2 separate regions of the Homo sapiens genome follow, and region 1 is linked to region 2. A link is an interaction called in ENCODE POLR2A ChIA-PET data of the cell type or tissue named here. Cell type or tissue: MCF 10A. All regions are shown on one strand. Each heading gives the region's core, and the rest is flanking DNA. Links, peaks and the distances in the headings are about the cores only.

Region 1 (6,382 bases), core at 812-5,811, 110 kb after region 2:
CAGGGTATCAATATGATCAAGTTTATTGACTCATGGGTACAAGCATCCTGTGAGCTGATTCTTTGGGAGCTCATGATATTATTAATATTACTTACTTGATAGCATACTAAAACTAATCAATGCAGACCATATTTAAAATATCTTCATGATATACTAATTCTTAAGTTTTACTTTGAAATCTATCAAAAAGAAAGGTAATGTGACACATAAATAAAAGCAAATTTGATTATTTTACAGATTTTCATTATAATAGGACAGTGGTTCTGGTCATTTTTAGACATCTTACCACCAAGCCTGAACTACCACGCAGTAAAAACTGACAACAATCTGACCCTAAATATCAAATTAGACTCATTACAGCAAGTAACTAGCAGCTTATGTATGATCAAAATCTGATTTCTCATAGCCATGAACATATTTCCTTCCTTTACACACTGACCAAGAAGTCTGTATTTTAATTACTATAAATTATACCTTATTATGACTAATCTAAAAATGGGAATCCTTTTTTAATGTTGGGCATATACAGCAGTTATTAAATTTCTATGTTTTATTGGTAGATTTCAATGAAAACATCTAAATTCTCTGGGGTTTTCTCTGTAATTATTTGGTTGTTAATATAGTATAATAAGAGGACAATAAAATCACTGAATGGGGCTGAACCCCTCATTTCTCTTTTCTTCCCCTACACACATGGCATATTCATGTAATTTCATTTTAAGGTGTTAATTAAGGCTGGCATGGTGGCTCACGCCTATAATCCCAGCACTTTGGGAGGTTGAGGCGGGAGGATCGCTTGAGTGCAGGAGTTCAAGATCAGCCTGGGCAAAATAGTGAGAGCCCTACAACAAATAAAAAATGTAAATTAGCCAGGCATGGTGGCAAAAGTCTGTGGTCCCAGCTACCTGGGAGGCTGAAGTCGGAGGATCACTTGAGCCTGGGAGGTTGAGGCTGCAGTGAGCCATAATTGTACCACTGCACTCCAGCCTGGATAACAGAGCAAGACCCTGTATCGAAACAAAGAAAAAAGTTGTTAATTAAAATATTTTTGTTTAGCATTCAATAGGAAATTGTTGCTGAAACACCAGGTATTCTGTCTAGGTCCTGCTGCTCACAGCTCATAAAGCCAATCACTGAGACAACAATTATTGCCAAGGAAGAAGGCTTTAACCAGGTGCTACAGCTGAGGAGATGGGAGATCAATCTCAAATCCATCTCTGACTAACTAAAATTAGGCGTTTATATAGCAGGAAAGAAATGTAACAATGTATAAGAAAACAGCAACTAGGGAGGGGTAAGGAAGTGATCATAATGAATGAAGGGACTGCCATCTCATTGTCTGGATGCAGTGATCTTGTGAGTTTCAGTTCTTTGACACATTTTTTAAGAGGACTTCTGGAGGAAGAAGCCCAGATAAAATAAATGTAAGTTTCAAGCTTTAAGACCAGAACAGTTAATTTCTATGTTTATGAAAAAAACAATCTATGGCAGCAGTCTCCAACATTTTTAGCACCAGGGACTGGTTTCGTGGAAGACAATTTTTCCACAGACAGTGAGGGCCATGGTTGTGGGATGAAACTGTTCCACCTCAGATCATCAGGCATTAGATTCTCATAAGAAGCATGCAACCTAGATCCCTGGCATCCACAGTTCACAATAGGGTTCACACTCCTAAGAGGATCTAATGCTGCTACTGATCTGACAGGGGATGGAGCTCAGGTGGTAATGCTCACTCGTAGCTCACCTCCTGCTTTGCAGCCCGGTTCCCAACAGGCCATGGATGGGGGCTGGGGACCCCTGGTCTATGGGACTATTGGGTCAGTTTCAAAATGTTTATGCCAATAAAATAGACTTTTCTTATAACCTTGAATTAGTTATCTGCTGCTACATAGCAAATTACCCCAAATCATAGTGACTAAAAATAAAAATTTTATTATCTCAGTTTCTGTGAATCTGGAATTTAAGAGCCACTTAGCTGGGTGGCTCTGGCTCAGGAGCTCTCATGAAGTTGCTAGAGCTGCAGGCATTCACAGCCTTGATTGAAACTGGAGGATCCATTTCTACAAAGGCTCACGTGCATGGCTATTGGCAGTAGGCCTCAGTTCCTCATTGCACATAGAGCTGTTTCATGTATCCTCCCAACTTGTCACCTGGCTCCCGCCCCACCCCCAGGCCAGTGATCTGAAAGAGAGAGCAAGGAGCAGGCCACAAAGCATTCTATGATCTCATCTTGGAAGCTGCACATTATCACTTCCACCATACTCAATTCATTAGAAGTGAGTCCCTAAGTGCAGCCCATACTCAGAGAGAGAGGAATCAGTCTCCACCTTTAGAAGGGAGGAATGGCAAAGAATTTGTGGATGTATTTTAAAATCTCTACAAATCCCTTTAAAATAAGTTGATTCGTATGAGTATACTTTATGCTTTAAAAATAAGCCTAATATATGTATTAATTTGCCTCTGAATCTTACTTTACTAATTTTGAAAGTTATATGATCGGATTGTAATTCTTTTGTTTCAAAATTTTTTCTCCATTTCATATATTATTACTCTCTGTGAGAAAAAGTCAAAGACTAACAAGAAAAGTACTGTGATAAAGATTACTAATTCTCATCACATATCCATGTGCTTGTGTATATTTCACTGCCTTCCTTTGGGGACTTATGACAATTTTTGGCCAATAAAATGTAAGTGGTAGTAATGAATGTCACATAAATGATAAAAGAGTTAAGAACTAAGTTGCCTTTTTTTATCCCTCTTTTTCCTTGCAATGGCAACCTTGAACAACACATGTTCTAGCTGGTACAGCTACAAGAAGAAAGAGGGTGTCCTAATAGTGGATTGTGTTGTGAATGAAAAGTAAATGTTTATTATTTTAAGCCACTAAAATGCGGAAATCAACTTTTTAGTCAGCATACCGTACCGAGGGGTGACTAACACATATTGCTTCATTTTAAATGTAGCAATACAAATGTAAAAGTACAGTTCTCTTAGGTCTTGAACAAATTTTTAATTGGAAATTAAGCTATTTCCACTTAAAAACAAGTAATAGAAACTAATACTAGAATATTTAAATCCAGTCAGTGCAGCCTCATGCAGGTAGCTGTGATCTAACTGTAGACCAAAAGAAAAATAGCCTTGAGTAAAAAAACAACTTTAAGAAAGAATTGATAGAGCTTTAATTTCAGAAAAACCCAGAGATTAAGAGAAATGATAAAAGAAGTTTATGACCTTATAGTGAATCCATTCTAAAGTGATACTTCTGAAAGCTGAATGTAAGACTTAAAAAAAACTATGAAAGCAAGAAAAAAAGAATCAAATAAGCATATTCCTAATGTTTGGAGGCTAAAATCTAAGATAATGTTTTATGTGTGACAAAGCCTAGGGCCATTAACATACTAAGTGTGAAAACTGAAACTAAAACTAAATCCCTAAATTAATCACTGTATTTTAGACATCTTGTCATATGTGTCTTTGGTGGAGTAGAAGGTAGACTGAATGAAGGAGGTGAGGAGAATGATGTTCTTCCAAAGAAAAAGTGAAAGAATTGGGAATTAAGAAAAGGAGAGGCAGGAAAGATTCATAAATTGGCAGGAGAAAGAGGGAGCAAGATTATTTTAAATAAAGAAAAATAAGTAGTGATAATGAATTCCATTCATTCAAAAAGAAAAAAAAGGCCCAGTGCATTTATTTCATTTTTTTACCTGCAGGTGGCAGCTCTTCCTAAATATGTCATGGAAATGTCCATGAGTATTTCTGCATTGTCTTCCTGTAGGCAATCCTCAGAACTGAATCCCAGCTCTCAAAATAAACACAAAAACAAACAAAACCACCAAAAAAACAAAAGACAAAAACTATATTGCCATTACTTCTCAGTATAGCACTAAAAAAGAAAATTCTTTAAACAGCTTTAATTCCCCCCCAAAAATGTAAAACAAATGCCTCCAGGGAGTATAATAGAAACAAAATAACAAGTATATGACTATTTCTTCCAATATAGTAATTGTCAGTTACTTCCTGAACTTCTTGGGGTTGTGTCTTGTTTTACTTTGTTTGTTTTGTAAGTTTTTAATTGTCTGAACACATTGGCCAAATTACAAAAGGCCAGAATTACACTAATTATATTAAAAAAATTAAATACACAGGAAGACCACTGTGTATTTTTTCAAGGATACATATATGTCCAAATAAGTATTAGGAGAGCATATTGTAAAGGCATATGTTACATGCATTAATTCTAGTGTCTGGAGGAGAGGGAATGGGATTAGAAATAGAAGATGAAAGGAGAAAAATAATGAAGTTGATTTAGAGTTATCCCAAGTATTTCATGGTTTTTGTTTCTTTTGTAAATAGTATTTTTAAATTTTCTATTTTAAACTGCTTACTGTTAGTACATAGATAAATATAATTGATTTTTGTATATTTACCTTATATCCTAAAATGTCGCTACATTCACTCTCACTGGCTTCTTTTCCTTTATGTAATCCCAGTGTTCCTCAGCTGCAGATCCACTGTTAGCATCTACCATGTATAAGGTGCACAGCACATGCCAAGCACTATGGCAGATACTTTATATATCTTCCCTTCACACCACATGGCCTCTCTTCCATTTCCACATATTCTCTTATTGACTTCATCTGCTGCTCTGCCCTGACTTCCAACTCTAGTGTCTGTAGGCCTCACCTTTACCCACAGTGTAGTTTCACATTTCCAGTAGATTTCTGGACTTTGTCGTATTGTTTCTCATTGACCCCTCAGACTTGATATGTCTGAAATGGAAAGCATACTATTGTGCCATTCCAGCTTCCATCTTATATTCTATCAGAAAATATGTGCTAAAAAGTTACCACAGAAAATATTGTAGTATATTTCAAGTCACTCTATACACTGAAAAAAAAATCCATATACCTCAAACCCTATAAATTTGTATGCTTTATGATGTGACATTCCTTACCTCTGTCATTTGACCATGCTAAAGGGAAAGAAAAAAGTTGTCACCTTTTGACAAAGCAGCTAAAGAATCATCACAAAATATAATAAGTACCCACAATAAGTTGAACACATAATTCCTAAAAATAATGAACTCCTCAGAATTTAGAGAGAAAGAGATTAATAAAAGTCACTTTCTGAGTTAACTTTTCAAATGGTACTGATAATATTAGCGTGTTCTCCAAATTCCATCAAAAAGACCATGCTGCTCCTTAATTTTATCAAAGAGAGTAAATATAATGATAACTTTAGGAATAGTTTATTATTTATATTTATTATTGTCTACAACAGTGCCATTCTACAATAACTGAAGAATAATGATAAATATGGGGTGTAAAATGTGAGAACCAAAGAGCAATGATTTGTCAATATTTATCTACTTTATCTATAGCAGAAGGTATTGTGATTAACCAATTCAGGCTCTCTGGTCAGACTAATTATGTCCCTATATTAAGAAGCTATCCTAGTTAAATGACAACTGTTCACAGCCTCAACTCAGCCCATTTGCTCTTCATACCTACCACACAACTCTTTGGTATACCAACAGGCCTTTCTTATTGGGAAAAATTGTGCTCAAAAGTCAACTCCTGGGAGACGGATAAATTGAATTCCTGTGCCTCTGAATCTAGCACACACCTGAACCTTTAACCAGAAGTGACTGATCTGTCTATGACACAGCTCCTCCCTACGGCTGAACAAGTGGAATCTAGTTTCTTGCTCCCCAACACACTTTATAGTCAGCTTTACTTATATAAGCTTTTGCTTGGTATGACCTAACGAAGTTTCCAATTTTTATTATAGGCCTGGAATTTCACTCTTCAAACAGTAAATTCATTTGCTTTAGCTTAAAATACTTGAATAGATTTTTTTTTTAAAAACTATACATGTCTTATCAAAATACTTGAAGGAATTTGGGAAGGGAAAAATCCATCATTTTGTTACTTTAATACAGCTATTATTATTTTTTGTTCTCCTTTCTGGCCAAATTGCCTTATAAAAAAATGACAACAGTTGACAACTCAGCAATGTGTGTACACAGTGGTAAACTTTTTCTGTAAAAGGGCAGATTGTAAATATTTTGGGCTTTGCAAGTCATACAGTTTCTAAAGCAACTTCTCAACTCTGCTCTTGTAGCACAGAAGCAGACATAGACATTAAGAAAATGAATAACCGTTGCTTTGGTCCAATATAATTATTTGGGAATGATAAAATTTTAATTTCATATAATTTTCACGCAGCACAAAACATTATTTTTCTTTTGTTTTTTCTTTTTTTCTCCAGCATTTGAAAGTGTAAAAACCAGTCTTAGCTTGTGTGCCATCCAAATGTGGACAGTAGGCTTGATACTCATGAACACAGAGTTGACCAGCCCTATTTAAAAATAGACCATTTC
Region 2 (6,382 bases), core at 699-5,698:
AAACAGCAGATACTAGTGAGGCTGTGGAGTAAAGGGAATGGTTATTCACTGTTGGAAGGAATGTAAATTAGTTTAGCCACTGTGGAAAGCAGTTTAAAGATTTTTCAAAGAACTAAGAGTTGAACAACCATTCAACCCAGAAATCCCATTACTAGGTATATGCCCCAAAGAAAATAAATCATTCTACCAAAAAGACACTATGCACCCATATGTCATTGCAGCACTATTCACAATAGCAAAGACATAAAATCAAACAAGATGTCCATCAGCAGTTGATTAGATTAGGAAAATGTGGTACATATACACCATGGAATGCTATGCAGCCATAACAAGAATGAAATCATGTCCTTTGCAGCAATATGGATGCAGATGGAGGCCATTATCCTAAGCAAATTAATGCAGGAACAGAAACCAAATACTGCATGTTCTAACTTACAAGTGGGAGCTGAACACTGGGTACTCATGGACATAAAGATGGGAACAATAGGCATTGGGGACTACTAGAGGTGGGGAGGAAGGGAGGGAGGCAAGGGTTGAAAAATAAACTATTGGGTACTATGCTCACTTCTTCAGTGACAAATTCAATCATATCCCAAACCTTAGCATCACACAATATGACCATGTAACAAATTTGCACATATACCCTCTTTATCTAAAATAAAAGTTGAAATTATTTTTTTAAAAAACCTGGAGATTCCAGGTTAAAAAGACTGAGGAGCAATTAGATATGGGTCCTAATCTCAATAAGTGCATAAGAGGGAAATGAAGATGACAATATAACAATATAGATCATCCTCTTAAATTTAGGATTATAATAAATTCTAAGGCCAGGGAATGTTAAGGTTTTAGGAGAAGAACCATGGTTTAACACATAAATAAGATGCTGCTCTCAAGTATATTTTCTTTTACCTAGCATTGTTTTTAATTGGGAGGCCTGTTTAAAAGGAAAACCAATGGTTTAAAAACAAACAAAAGAAAAGTAAGCAGTGGTACCGCTAACGCTAACTTCAACACCAATAACTGAAGCCAACCCCTTGGCCTTGCTGCTGATAAAGATGTGAGTGCTCTGAGCTCCTGACATATGTCCTGTTGATTAATGCAGTTCATGGAAGAATTGTCACTTCAGCTGATGTCCTGAATTTCTACAGCTGATAGAACCATGGTTCTCAAATTTTAATGAGCAGAAGACTTACCTGCACTAATTTTACCAATTGCAGACTTCATCCCCAGAGAGTCTAATTCAATAGATCTGCAGTGAAAATCTTTCACTGATCACACACCCTAGATGATTGTGAAGCAGGAGATCCATAGACCATGTTTTAATGATCACTTACTCTCTAGGTTTTTTAGGACATAAACACCTGGATTCAGAGTGTGAATCTGACTCTGTGATGTGAGCTCCAATTGAGGTATAGTGGCACAGCTAAAAGAAAGATTAATTTTGCTTAATGAAAAGGGAGGCAAAAGAAGAATACAAGGAATCCCTAAAGAGAAGATGATATTTGACCTGTGATTTAAAAGATAAGAAGAAGGCCGGGCATGATGGCTCATGCCTATAATCCTAGCACTTTGGGAGGCCAAAGTGGGCAGATCACCTGAGGTCAGGAGTTCAAGACCAGTCTGGCCAACATGGTGAAACCCTGTTTCTACCAAAAATACAAAATTAGCCAGGCATGGTGGCGGGCGCCTGTAGTGCCAGCTACTCGGGAGGCTGAGGCACGAGAATTGCTTGAACCTGGGAGGCAGAAGTTGCAGTGAGCCGAGATCACAATGCCACACTCCAGCCTGGGTGACAAGAGCGAAACTCTATCTCAAAAAATTAAAATTAAAATTAAAAAAAAAAGATGAGAGGAAATTTTCCAACTAGGAAGGAGCAAAAAGAGAAAGAACAAGGAATAAGGAAAATGCCTACAGAAGAATGGCAGATCAGATGGCAAAATATGAAACCACAGCGATAGACTTGGGCCAGTTTACGCAGAGCTTTGTGTTCTGTGACACATAATTTATCTTGTGGCTGTTGGTTCCCAAATGAAACAGCTGTACCAGAAATCTTCTGAGGCATTTATTAAAATTCCCAGGGTCTCCAGTAGAGCTACTGAATCAAATCCCTTGAGGAGAGATCTGAGTATCTGGAGTTTTAAGAAGGGTTCCCAGCACTCTGATAAGCAGCCAGTATAACTACTGGTAGACCAAGGGCTAGTCTGAGCCCTCATCTAAGGGCTCTAAGCATCTAAGTGCTTCAGAGAATGCAGCATCCGAGAGTTGCTGTCAGGAATGATCCAGCAAGGGGAGGAAATCATAGTTGAGAGGTTCCATAGCCAGAAATAGGTCAGCGCCAGAAAATTTCCATAGAGAAAGGCATAGATGACAAAGATGTGAGTTAAGTGAGTGAGCTGGACTACAAAAGCAGAAGGTATGGACACAGAAGGCAGTTTCTGGAAATAAAGGCAAAGTACAACAGAGAGTTGTCCTATGTGAGATGAGACAAAGATGGACTTCTGATGTGTATGAGGTGCTGCCAGAGATGGCTTAACAGCAGCCATCCTTAATCCAGCTGATGCCTTTCAGCTGGAGTTGAAAAGGTATCCAGTTCAGTTAGCAGTTGAAAAGACAAAGCTAGGAAAACATCAGGAAAAAATATCAGAGTTGGAGTTTGAACATTATGGTTCAATAGAAACTACAGAAGTAGATGGCATTGCTGGAGAGGTAAAAACGGACTTTTAAGGGACAGAGTAGATTTTTTAAAAGGCATTGAATTGGCAAGAGGAGGAGGGAGTAATGTGAACTGTCTTTTGTAAATACATGGGATGTAGGATTGAACCGTTTCCATTATCTAAGCATGTAGAACCGTTCTTTAAACTACCAGTAGATGGTGCCATAGTTTTGGAAAATAATAAAGGTAAACAAAGCCAATAATGTTACATGTAAAAACCTTGTCTTATGTTAACTTAAAAAAAAATAGGATTTATAAATGTAGATTTAGAAAAGGAAAGACTTTGTTTCTTCTAAAGGCATTTAGAAAAATGCCTCCCGCAAGACCAGAGACAGGCACTTCACAGGAGGAGTGCTTGGAGTGGGAGCTTTATGCTGAACAGGTTGGCTAAACGTACATATTCAACAGGTATAGGAGGAGCTATGAATATTCATGAGGGTGGTCCTGACACATATTGGATGTTACATGCTTATTGAACAAACATGCATGTAACATGACCCATGTTTACTTTGGGGTGGAGACTTAACATTTAAATGTATTTACAATTAGGCCCTATAAATCAAAAGTTTCTTTCAGGGCAGGAAGGCATACAAGTGCACAATATCTGTAAACCGCCCAGAACCAGTCCATGGTCCATGATCTTCTGATCAGGAGAAAGTTATTGAAATCAGTCTCTTGTCCAATCAAAGCTATAGCTATGGCTGGTGGAACAGGGAGTGGGTGGAACAGGGAGTGGGGGTCAGAATCTGGTAGAGGTGCAAATTGTTTTAATATTGCTTATCTCGAAGCCAGTGCTTGTTTAGCTGACAGAGAAAAAGAAAAACCTAGTTTATTACTTAAGTGTAGGGGGTGCGTGAATTAATCCTTGCCTGGCATGGCCTTAGGTCCTGTTTGTATCATGGTGTAATATGGTATCTTACTGCCACGAAGAGTTTGTTCTGTCAGTCTTATGATCTCTATTTTAACATTAATGCTGATCAGTTGTTCTGTCTAAACCATAAAAGAGAAAGGGTTTAATGAGATGTGTCTGACCTCCCATTCCATCATGGCTGGGAACTCAGTTTTAAGGTTTTCCTGGAGTTCTCTTGGGCACAATGGGGGTTTGTTCAGTTGGTGGGGAAGGGGGGTAGGATTTTATTTTAAGTTTATATTAAAAATAAATAAATAAATAAAACTTATGATAAGGAATGACTAAAGCCAAATTAAGATAACATATCAATACCTGAAGGCTTATTTATTGTTCAAGACTCATATTCTCAGAACTTTATACTCCATTTTAGTTTTAATTTGTGACCAATAAATTGCATAATGTGGGGATGGTTCACATGATCATCAAAACCACAAACAACATAAAAACTTTGAAGAATATGGAATATGGCTGTCAGTTTTAAAATGTTCACTTGCTATAAAGAAGCTAGCCACTTTCATAGTGTTATGACTATCATGAGTTCCAAGCACTTTTGCCTTCAGAGCCCCTTCCTTCATTGAAAAGAATACACATACACACACACATGCACACACACAATTATATTTTGTGACTGCTTTGGTATACACCCCAGGCTGGATTAATTATTAAATATTATCATTATATCTTTCCTTCTGAATTAGAAATAAAATTCATATATTTTTGTGGGCCCCTAAAAATATTGTGAGCACTATACACTTTGTACAGTAATTAAGTCCATACAATGGATGTCTAGCTACCATAAAAATGAAACTTAAATAGAAAATTAAATAGAAAGTAAAAATAAATAGAAAGTAAAACTAGAGGGAGACAATGACTTTGAGGGCAAGTTGTCCATGGCAAAATTGAAATTCTTTGGAAGTTTTATGTGCTATCTTAAAATCATATCCAAATATTACAAAAGATGTATTTTAAATTGCTTATCAGGGAAAAAGAAGAAAAACAAAATTTCTTACCTGATTCATTGGTTAATGGATAAGGTAATATTGCAGAGTTGCCTTGTCCCTGAAAATTATTACCCAAAACTTACTGCTGAAAGCAGCAGAATTAAGTATGTCATGAGATATTGATCAAGTACAGTTCCAACAGGAAGAAGAACCGATTTATGGAAAAGAATATTTTTATTTTGAGAGTTCTAAGATTCTTTTTTGTAAAGAGGGGAAGGATGGAAGCAGAAGAGAGCTGCTATTATTTTTCTTAGTTTCTAATTTGGAAAAAGGAAGTGTATGACTGCAACATTTGAGAGTCTAAAATTTTAAGAAAGGGCCTACATAGTACAATAATAGCAATTTTAAATATAATCCAAAATCAAGAGTCAGAGAATTGGAGAGTAGGAGGGGCTGGTAATAGGGATTCCTGGAGAAGCAAAGAGAGAAATTCTAGGGCATTCTGAGAGATATAAAGTGAGATGAAGCAGCTTTGGGTGTCTGCAGGCCAGGAATCATGGTCAAGGATCAAAACTCAGGAATAGGGGCCACCCTCCTACTGGGTGATGACTTTGAACACCATCCTTGCTGTGGAAATTGTTTAAATTTAACCTATATCCTGTGATTTTTGCTCAACTTCAAGTATTGACGGAGAATGTTTTAGCTTTTAATTTGTCCTTAATCTTTTACATATTAAAATAGTACTTCATCTAAAGCTTTATGTTGTCAAACAAAAGAGTTCTTTATTCAAATTGTAATGGCAAAATTTGCCTTTTTAAAAACTCTGATTTTCTTTCAATGTTCATACTTTATAAAGATAAGGTGGGGGGATGTTCATTTACCTAGTTGATTTACACCATAATGTCTATTTTTGCCAAAGAGTTTGTTTCCCCTCTTTACCCCATGAGAGATGGAGAAGGAGTCGGGTAGGTTGGGGATAGGATGTTCAATGAGCACTTTGCACAGGGAAGACAAGCAATATAGAATTTTTATGGACCTCCAAACAATCCTGACCTTTGGCAGTTCCACTCTGACATGAATAAGTGTAAGGCAAGTCATATAGCATTTAACATTTGCCTTCCATTCTATCTATCAAGTTTGCACTACATCCACCATGAAGAGTGAATTCCCTGATGGGCAGCCATTAAGAGAGGCAGTAGAGAGTTTAGAATCAAATTGCCTGGGTTCAGATCTGGTCACTGCTACTTAATGGCTATATAATCTTAGGCAAGTGAGTTAGCTTCTCTAAGCCTCAGTGTCATTATCCATAAAATGGAGATAATGACAACATCTACATTATAAATAATAATGAGGATTAAATGAGATAATCCATAAATAAGCTCATAGCACTTGGCACAGAATAAAAGTTCTAAATTAGGTATTGGCCGTATTATTTGCTATTCCAAGAAACAGCACTCAGAACACGTCTGTTAAGGATGGCTGAGGCTCTGTGTGTCACTCAGAAAAGAGCTGGGGGCAGAGGAGCAACCCCAAGGCCTCTGCCAAAAGCAACTTGAAAGTTAAACTCGTGTTTTTGTCCAATGGCATTGAACAAGAAATAAAAGGTCAACCGCCATTTCCTCTGGAATCTGGCTTGTGATGTGACATCCGGGAATTGGCCCAATTCGTGGGTAGAGACAAACAAATCTTCCTCCCTACAAGCTTACATACCTACCTTTATTCTAACCTTCATCTCTACATAATCCCCATTCCTCAAAAGTTTATAAAATAATTGCCTTGTGCAAATTAGCATTGTTCAAGTGCAATCCTAAATAACAC

Evidence for each region. ChIA-PET counts read pairs that join two places held together with the same protein. Peaks named below come from ENCODE experiments on the same cell type or tissue, not always from the same donor. Only the 100,000 strongest peaks of a DNase experiment are listed, where the experiment ranks them.
Region 1: POLR2A ChIA-PET joins it to region 2 with 12 read pairs; 2 of 35 experiments call an interaction of 5 or more read pairs at or near these places.

Annotation. Positions count from the first base shown.
Region 1 is chr4:112,211,165-112,217,546 of GRCh38, forward strand. No RefSeq gene overlaps it. Among named protein-coding and RNA genes, the nearest start is that of AP1AR, 17 kb to the right of the region's middle. RefSeq lists a silencer at 2,069-2,363. In MCF 10A, for the core only: a CTCF peak has its summit at 3,726 (motif pointing right); DNase peaks (open chromatin) are centred at 2,887 and 3,737.
Region 2 is chr4:112,096,996-112,103,377 of GRCh38, forward strand. All of the region lies in intron 1 of LINC02945 (long intergenic non-protein coding RNA 2945), which reads right to left. Among named protein-coding and RNA genes, the nearest start is that of LINC02945, 12 kb to the right of the region's middle. In MCF 10A, for the core only: a CTCF peak has its summit at 2,877 (motif pointing right); a DNase peak (open chromatin) is centred at 2,876.